Regions from separate parts of the Homo sapiens genome. Here region 2 is linked to region 1. The links are chromatin contacts, found by Hi-C or POLR2A ChIA-PET in ENCODE. All regions are on one chromosome and are shown on one strand. Each heading gives the region's core, a stretch centred on a gene start or an enhancer-like site at or near the end of the contact. The rest is flanking DNA. Distances are from core to core; before and after follow the strand shown. Region 1 holds the start of AFF1-AS1 (AFF1 antisense RNA 1). Region 2 holds the start of HERC6 (HECT and RLD domain containing E3 ubiquitin protein ligase family member 6).

Region 1 (4,001 bases), core at 796-3,295:
ACTTATGTATTTTGTTGCTTTCTCTCATCTCCCCTTGGATCATTTTCCTTTAGTTCTCACCACTGCTTTTCTCCATATTTATCTTCAAATATTCAAGTACAATACTTCCCAACATCCACAAGAGACAACACCTTGAAATTAAAGCAAGCAAACCATCCAGAATTTTCCATTCTCCTGTGAATCTACTTCCGGAATATCCACTCAAGTAATCCTTCCCACTAAAGATGAAAGGCGAGCTAAGGAAATACATTAGACAGAGGAAGTAAACACTGAAACAGGGCCATGCCTAGGTATTCTTCGGCCCCAAAGAAAAAAAACTAGACTCTGGGTCCAAAGGTCTTTTTCGTGACTTTTATCCCCACCCAGAGGCCAACACCACGCAGGTCTGAGAGAGGTAACCCACGGCCACCTACCTTCTACACACACCGCACGACCTTGCTCTGAAATAATCTTGCACAAGCAAAATTCTCCACGCCTCTCAGACTCCTACCTAACGTTTCTGTGCTTCAGTTTCTGAGCTCTTCTCACTTTGCAACTGTCCCAGGGAACACTGGGTCTTCGCCTTAATTTACAAGTTTGCACTGAAGGTTTTAAATCAGTCTGATTTCCCCGTGGTGAGTCACACCCCGCAACGTGCACCAAGGGGGAGGGTGTTTAAAATTATCTCCGGCTCCACCCTTAAAACAAATCACTTGGCTGCAAGGCCTTTCCCCCTAACAGAGACTGGTTCAAGGGAGATTCGGACACATCTCCACCTCCAAAGCCAAGTGCCTTCCCGGGATGATCTGCATAACAATTTGCGGGTGCTGGTGGTGGAGAAGCTCCGGGAAGAGAAAACTAGCCGGACGGTATCGAACCGCCCGCAGGCCCGTCGCAGCTCCATTAATGCAACTACCATTACACTAAGGTAACGTGTGATTCACACTCTCCACCTTCTCTCCCCTCTCATTCGCTGGCTCCGGCGCTCGCACCGTCGGAGGGTGGGGTTGCGACGGCCACAGAGGATGGGACACCCGAGGGAAAAAAGCATTATCAAGAGAAATTAACCAGTCCCATACTAAAGACGCCTCTCCCTCTGTCCCTGAAGTTAAGTCTCAGAAGGTGGCTCCAACTCCTCCCCGGAGGCTACGGACCACCGACACACGCCTCCCTCCTGCTCTCAGCGAGACGCGGCGGGAAGCCCTCATCTCTCTCCACGACAGGCACAGGGAAGGGTCCCGGGGTGCAGGAGAGAAGAACCCCACTTTTCCCCGCCCCCTCCCCCCGAGAAACTTCTGGGACTCATTACGCAACTCAAGTAGCAGGTCCCAACAACGGGACAGCTCTCCGCAAAACGCGGGGTGCACAGGCAAACGTCTGACTTGGGGGCTGCGCGTGAGGGAGGAGCATGGGTCTCTTCCCATGTCCCCGTCCCCTGTTTTTCTACGCGCTACCTGCCGCGGGATCGCAAGTAGGGCGGTGAGAGCTCTGAGCCCTAGCCCGTTCTCCCCGAGGGCTCCCACCGGAAAAGTGGGAACGCCAGCGACTTGAGTCAGCGTGCTGGGAAGCCGGCAGAGAGGCGGGGAGAGCCTCGGCTTCCGAGAAGTCCGCGGCGGCGGCGTCGGGGGCCGGGCGGATCGACCCCCAGCCCTGGGTGGCGCAGGGCTGCGCTCACCTTCCAGACCCTTCCGTCCTCTAGTCCCGGGTCGGGCGCCCTCGTCACCTCCGCCCTCCCCTGACCTGTTGCGGTGGGAAAGGGCGCAAGTGCGGACGACGCAGGGGAGCGCCTCCTCCCGGGGCTCGGCTGCGGAACCGCGGAGGCAAAGGTGCAGCTGCGGCCGCAACGCGCGCAGGCGGCGGCCGAGTGCGCAGGGGCCGCGCGCGCCCGTCGCTCGCTAGCTGGCTGGCAAGCTCAGCACGCCGGCTGCCCGGGACGCCCCGAGGCCACGCCCTCCGCGCGAGGCCCCGCCCCCACCCCCACCTCCCGAGCTGCGGTACCGGGTTCCGCCCCGGCCCGCGCCCTCTAGCTGGCGCCACCCAAGCGGCAAGGGACGTCGCGGCCCTCCCGGGATTGGTGGGAGGATCGTGGGGGAGCGGCAGCTCAGGACGGAATACGGCAATGACCGCCCCGGTCGCGAGGGTGACCCTGCCCCGGGCTGCTGTGGGGGCGCAAGAACCCTTTCACTTTACGGCGAGATTAAGCTCAGGGTCAAGTTCTGAGCAAAAAGTGTCAAGGAGCCTTTTTGCAACCTCCTATAATATTGAAACAGATTCTGTGCCCTTTAAAGGAGATAATAACTAACATCTGGGGAGCGCTTTACAATTTAGAAAAGGCCTTTCACACACAGGCCTGTTTCATCTTCACAACAATCTTATAAAACAGATATATTGTTCCCATTTCCCAAATAATGAAACGGAAGCGCCGAAAAGTAAGTATTGTGCTCAATGTCACAGGCTACTAAGTGGCATGGGAAACCAGGTCTCCTGAATCTAGCCTCCGGGTTTCTGCTCTCCACCAGCCCAACCTCAGAAAATTCTAATAGGTGCAGGGGGCTTTGGCAAATAGACCCATGGGAAGAAGGGGAAACTTATGTCTAGTTAAGTCGCTGCCCGATTCCTGCTGTAAACATACCAAGGAAAGCAACAGGCTGTCTTCATTGTGTTGTCGCACCTTCCTTCCTGAAAGGGACGCAGAAAGATTACATCAAATGGCCCAGATGAGATTTCGCCGACAGTATTTTATGGTTTAAAATGGGTGAAATTATTTGGATGAAGAAAAGCGCCTTACTTAAATTTAATATGATGTGTAATGTAAATTGGTATAATGTGTGAAAATAAGCCCCTCCCTGCCTTCTCTGCCTTTTCTCTTTTTAATTTTGTTTGTCTCTACTGCTCTGCTCAACTCTTTTATTGTCCACATAATTGAAAACCTAATTGATGGATATTTGCATTTCCAAATTAAACCTTTGGCTACTTGACTTAATTTCCCATGGATTGTTTTCCAAAATATAACTCTTCGCCCTACTCCATATCCTCCCATCGGGAGATTGGTTTACCTAGACAGCTAAAATAATTAAGGTGTCCCTGATGAAACCTGGTGGTGTATCTATCTAAGATGAAAGTTCTGGTCATCCCTGAGCAGGATGGGACAGGAGTCATCTCTTACAAAGTGTTTGTACACCTTTTAAAGGTTTCTAACAGAGACTGATCTCTATTCTAATCAATAACAAGTATTTTAACGTTTTTGCTATATAATGAATACATTTCATTGTGAAATATATATTAGCATGGTAATATTTTATAATCTGAAAACTTTTACCACTTCTATCTAAAATGTTTTCCTTTTTTGTGTTCTTTTTGTGTCATCCCATAGTATCTCCTATAGGGCTCTTCAAACTGTGGTCAACTTAGTAAATGATGTTGACAGTGGAAGTGTGATCATTTTATTTTCCTGCCTTTGGAATTGAAGATTGTAATTTTGCAAAAATTTTGTTGAAGATGATGTAGCTTTGGTTCAGAGAGTAAGTCATTCCATTTATATCAATATTCTTAAGGCAATGTGCTAGGTGACGAGCCATATTGATGACAAAGACAGAGCTCCTATTTTCATGACATTCCAGTGTGGTGGCAGAAACAAGCAAGTAAATAATTCCAGTACACACTTCTGTTGATTTATTTCGTGAATGGTGACTGGCTATTTAAAAAGACTAAATCAAATTAATTTTCTGATAATGAATAAAAAAGGATAGCCATGCCAGTGAGTTATTATTATTTTTTAAGTTGCCTTTCTCTCTCTTCTGCTGGTCATCTTATATAAATAGTCAATAAGAAGGCTATTTTAAAAAGTGATTACACTATATCTACTTTAAAAAATTTTTTATATCTACTTTTTAAATTTCAGACATAAACAAAAGGAGAGTAATTATGTAATGGAGTTGCAGATATTTAACTTTGTTAGCTACACTTTCCTCCATCATCTTCCTTACAAGAATTCTTAAATTACATTTTTAGCACACTCAATG
Region 2 (4,001 bases), core at 1,072-3,571, 1.4 Mb before region 1:
CTCAGCAGGTCATCAAAAATGTAGTCAAATATTTGCTTACGAGAATATCAATCAGTATTATTTATAAAAGCCCCTAGTGGGAAACAATCTAATTTCCACAAAAAGAGAATAATTATGGTACTCTCAGAGTTTAGAATGTTATGCAGCAATTTAAAACATATTTTCAAAACATACAAAATGAAAGGGTAATATGTTCATAAGATTATGCTTGATGAAAACACAATGTACAGAGTTGCATAAATACTGCATATACAAATCTATAATGACATGATTTTTATAAAGATTAAATATGTACATAGAAAAAAGTAGACAAGGAGAAAATGCATCAAAATGTTAGGAGTTATCTTTGGGTGTTGGAGCTACGGTGATTGCTTTCTCGTATTTCTACAATAATCCATAACGATTATTGTATTATCTCACATATATAATATATATATTTATTATTATTATGTTTTTTGAGACAGAGTCTTGCTCTGTTGCCAGGCTGGAGTGCAGTGTCGCGATTTCGGCTCACTGCAACCTCTGCCTCCCGGGTTCAAGCGATTCCCCTGCCTCAGCCTCCCAAGTAGCTGGGACTACAGGCGCCCGCCACCACGCCCAGTTTATTTTTTGTATTTTAGTAGAGATGGGGTTTCATCATATTGGCCAGGGTGGTCTCGATTTCCTGACCTCGTGCTCCGCCCGCCTCGGCCTCCCAAAGTGCTGGGATCACAGGCGTAAGCCACCGCGTCCGGCCTATTATGTGTATATATATATATTTATATATTATATATATATATTTATATATTATATATATATATTTATATATTATATATATATTTATATTATATATATATTTATATATTATATATATATTTATATATTATATATATATTTATATATTATATATTTATATATTATATATATTTATATATTATATATTTATATATTATATATATTTATATATTATATATTTATATATTATATATATATTTATATTATATATATATTTATATATTATATATATATTTATATATTATATATATTTATATATTATATATATTTATATATTATATATATTTATATATTATATATATATTTATATATTATATATATTTATATATTATATATATTTATATATTATATATATATTTATATATTATATATATTTATATATTATATATATTTATATATTATATATATATTTATATATTATATATATTTATATATTATATATATTTATATATTATATATATATTTATATATTATATATATTTATATATTATATATATTTATATATTATATATATATTTATATATTATATATATTTATATGCTATATATATATTTATATATTATATATATTTATATGTTATATATATATTTATATATTATATATATTTATATGTTATATATATATTTATATATTATATATATTTATATGTTATATATTTATATATTTATATATTATATATATTTATATATTATATATTTATATATTATATATTTGTATATATTTATATATTATATATATTTATATATTTTATATATATATTTTTATATATATATATTTTTTAATGCCCCAGTGTATTTCTAAGGGAGATACAGGTGTCTGACCCACAAACCACGTTTGTAAGGTCAGGCTGCCTTCTCCAGGTAGAACCGCGCAGGCGAGGATTTATCTGCAAGGCAAGCCGGAGGGACCACATCTCTTTCCAGAGCAGCGCTGACCAGGTTAGTTTCGGCTCTCAGTTTCGCTTTGAACTTGAATTGGAAACCGAAACAAATCCGAGGGGCGTTGGGAAAACGAAACTGAGGAAGTTGCTCTTCGGTAGCACAGGGCACCATTTTCCTGGTTCCTGTGGCTCTTCGGGCCCCGAGGAATCCAAGGCTCCCAGCACCCCTCCCTGCCTGGCCCGCGGCGCCCAGCATCTGAGCCGCTCCCTGCACCTGGGCCCCCGCGCCCCTCACCCGGGTCCCAGCGCTCCGCACCCGGTTCCCTGCGCCCGGTACCCAAGCCCCCGCGCCCATGTACTGGGGTCCTCACACCCTGCACCTGGGGCCCCCCGCTCACCTGGCAGCTCCCCGCGCTGCGCGCCCCTGCGGCCCAGCTGACCCCTGCTGTTGTCTCCGCACGAGAGGACCCTGTGGTTGGTCAGCAGCAGCAGAGAGTGGCGCTCCCCGCTGGCCGCCTGCAGTAGCTCAGCCCCGGGGCTGCCCGCCGTCCTCCGGCGCTGCAGCTCCCTGGAGTCGGCGCCCCAACAGAAGTACATCCCGCTTCTGCGCCCTGTCGCCTGCTCCGGATTCCGTCGGTCCCGCTGCGACAGGCTCCCGAACGCTGGTGACTGGGTGCGCGATGATTTCCTGAATATCAAGAGACTCACCCTGTCTTCAACCCGCCCCAGGGGCGCAGCCCTGGCCCCATGTCAACTCTCGCTGCCTGAACTTCAAGTGCTGAAGAGCAGAGAGGGCGTCCCAGGGAATAAAACTGAGTTTACATCCTAAGCCATTTATGAGTCGTGAATGCCACTTTGGGCAAGTTACCTAATGATTCCGTGCTTCAGCTATCATATCTACGAAATATGGACTGCAATTCAGCAAATCTAATATGTCGGGATAATTTAATAGGCACATAAAGTGTTAGAATAATACCTAGAGTGGTTAATAAAGCATCTGAGTGCCCACCTCATTCCAGACCTTTTTTGGCATTGAAAATATGTTTGTTTTTTGTTTGTTTGTTTGTTTGTTTGTTTGAGATGGAGTGTCGCTCTGCTGCTCAGGCTGGAGTGCAGTGGCACCATCTCGGCTCACTGCAACCTCCACCTCACGGGTTCAAGCTGATTCTCTTGCCTCGGCCTCCCGAGTAGGTGGGATTACAGGCATGCGCCACGACGCCCGACTTAATTTTTGTATTTTTAGTAAAGATGGGGTTTCACCATGTTGGCCAGGCTGGTCTCGAACTCCTGACCTCAAGTGATCCACCCCTCAGCTTTCCAAAGTGCAGGGATTACAGGCGTGAGCCTCTGGGCCCCGCCTGAAAATACAATTAGTGAAAGACAAGATCCTCTTGATGCGTTTACATTCTCCTGAGGGAAAGAGAACATAAACAGATAAACACATAGTGTAATATCAAGGGGCAACGAAAAATACAACAGGAACCAGAGGGTGGAGGCGGAAGGCACTGGTATTTGAGATGATATTAGGGAAGATCTCTCTGATGAAGTGATATTTGTGCAGAGAGCTGAGGGGACATGGGAAATGAGGGAATGAGTCGTGATCACACCTGAGGGCAGAGGATGAAAAGAAGCAGTTGGAAGGTTTTGAATAGAGAAGAGCCATGATCTGACTTCAGTTTTTAAAGATTCATCTGGCTGCTGTGTGAAAAATAATAGGACAAAAATGGAAGCAGAAAGCCAGTTAGCAGAGACTACTTCAGAGTTCAGGTCAGGTGATATCCTAGAAGGGAAGAGAGGAGAAGTTATTAGATTCAAGACATGTTTTGAAAGTAAGAGTCCACAGATTTGATGATGGATTAGAAATTGGGGGGAAAGAAGAAAAGGGATTAGGGATTACTCCAGGGTTGGCTTTAGGGGTTACTCCAAGGTAAACTCTACTGGACTGGGAAACCCTGAGGAAGGTGCAGGTTTAAGCTATGTGTGTCTGGAATACAGATTGGTAATGATAACTGTAAGATGCTTGTTAATCAAGAAGGCAATAGGATAAACTGTTTTGGAGTTGTAGAGAGAAGCTTGGGTGTAGTCAGAAAATTGGGAGCCATCAGTGTAGAGGTGATGCTTAAAGCCAGATGGCTGAATGAGAACACCCAGGGGGTGAATGTGGTGACAGTATAGCAGAGGCTAGAGGACTGATCATAGGAGGAAAACCAGGAGGAGGAGTTATAGACAGAGCAAGTAACGAATAAAGGAAGGATCAACTCTGTCAATTTCTTGTGGAGCAAGGTAAGGATTGAGCACTGATTTTTATTTATTTATTTGTTTGTTTGTTTGAGATAGAGTTTCCGCT

What was found. A loop is a pair of places that touch in the nucleus more often than their neighbours do. ChIA-PET counts read pairs that join two places held with the same protein, here RNA polymerase II (POLR2A). Pooled maps may share reads with other maps.
Region 2: a loop to region 1 is called in a map of GM12878, with 10 times the contacts of the local background. The contact joins the promoter of HERC6 here to the promoter of AFF1-AS1 in region 1. A Hi-C loop is called at or near these places in 3 of 168 maps with a recorded cell type or tissue (GM12878 and naive thymus-derived CD4-positive, alpha-beta T cell), 1 of 37 single-sample maps with no recorded cell type and 12 of 50 pooled maps. POLR2A ChIA-PET finds 5 or more read pairs at or near these places in 1 of 52 experiments (HCT116).

What each region holds. Positions count from the first base shown.
Region 1 is chr4:86,932,894-86,936,894 of GRCh38, reverse strand. AFF1-AS1 (AFF1 antisense RNA 1) reads left to right here and starts at 2,045. Exons shown (of 3, transcript NR_038841.1): 1 at 2,045-2,408; 2 at 3,353-3,500. It overlaps AFF1 (ALF transcription elongation factor 1), which reads right to left and starts at 1,884. Exons shown (of 21, transcript NM_001166693.3): 1 at 1,655-1,884. It also overlaps a transcript of C4orf36 not described here. RefSeq lists enhancers at 450-569, 425-966, 967-1,508 and silencers at 821-959, 1,430-2,179.
Region 2 is chr4:88,377,172-88,381,172 of GRCh38, reverse strand. It overlaps HERC6 (HECT and RLD domain containing E3 ubiquitin protein ligase family member 6), which reads right to left and starts at 2,321. Exons shown (of 23, transcript NM_017912.4): 1 at 2,053-2,321. The coding sequence starts at 2,251. RefSeq lists an enhancer at 1,569-1,898 and a silencer at 1,909-2,098.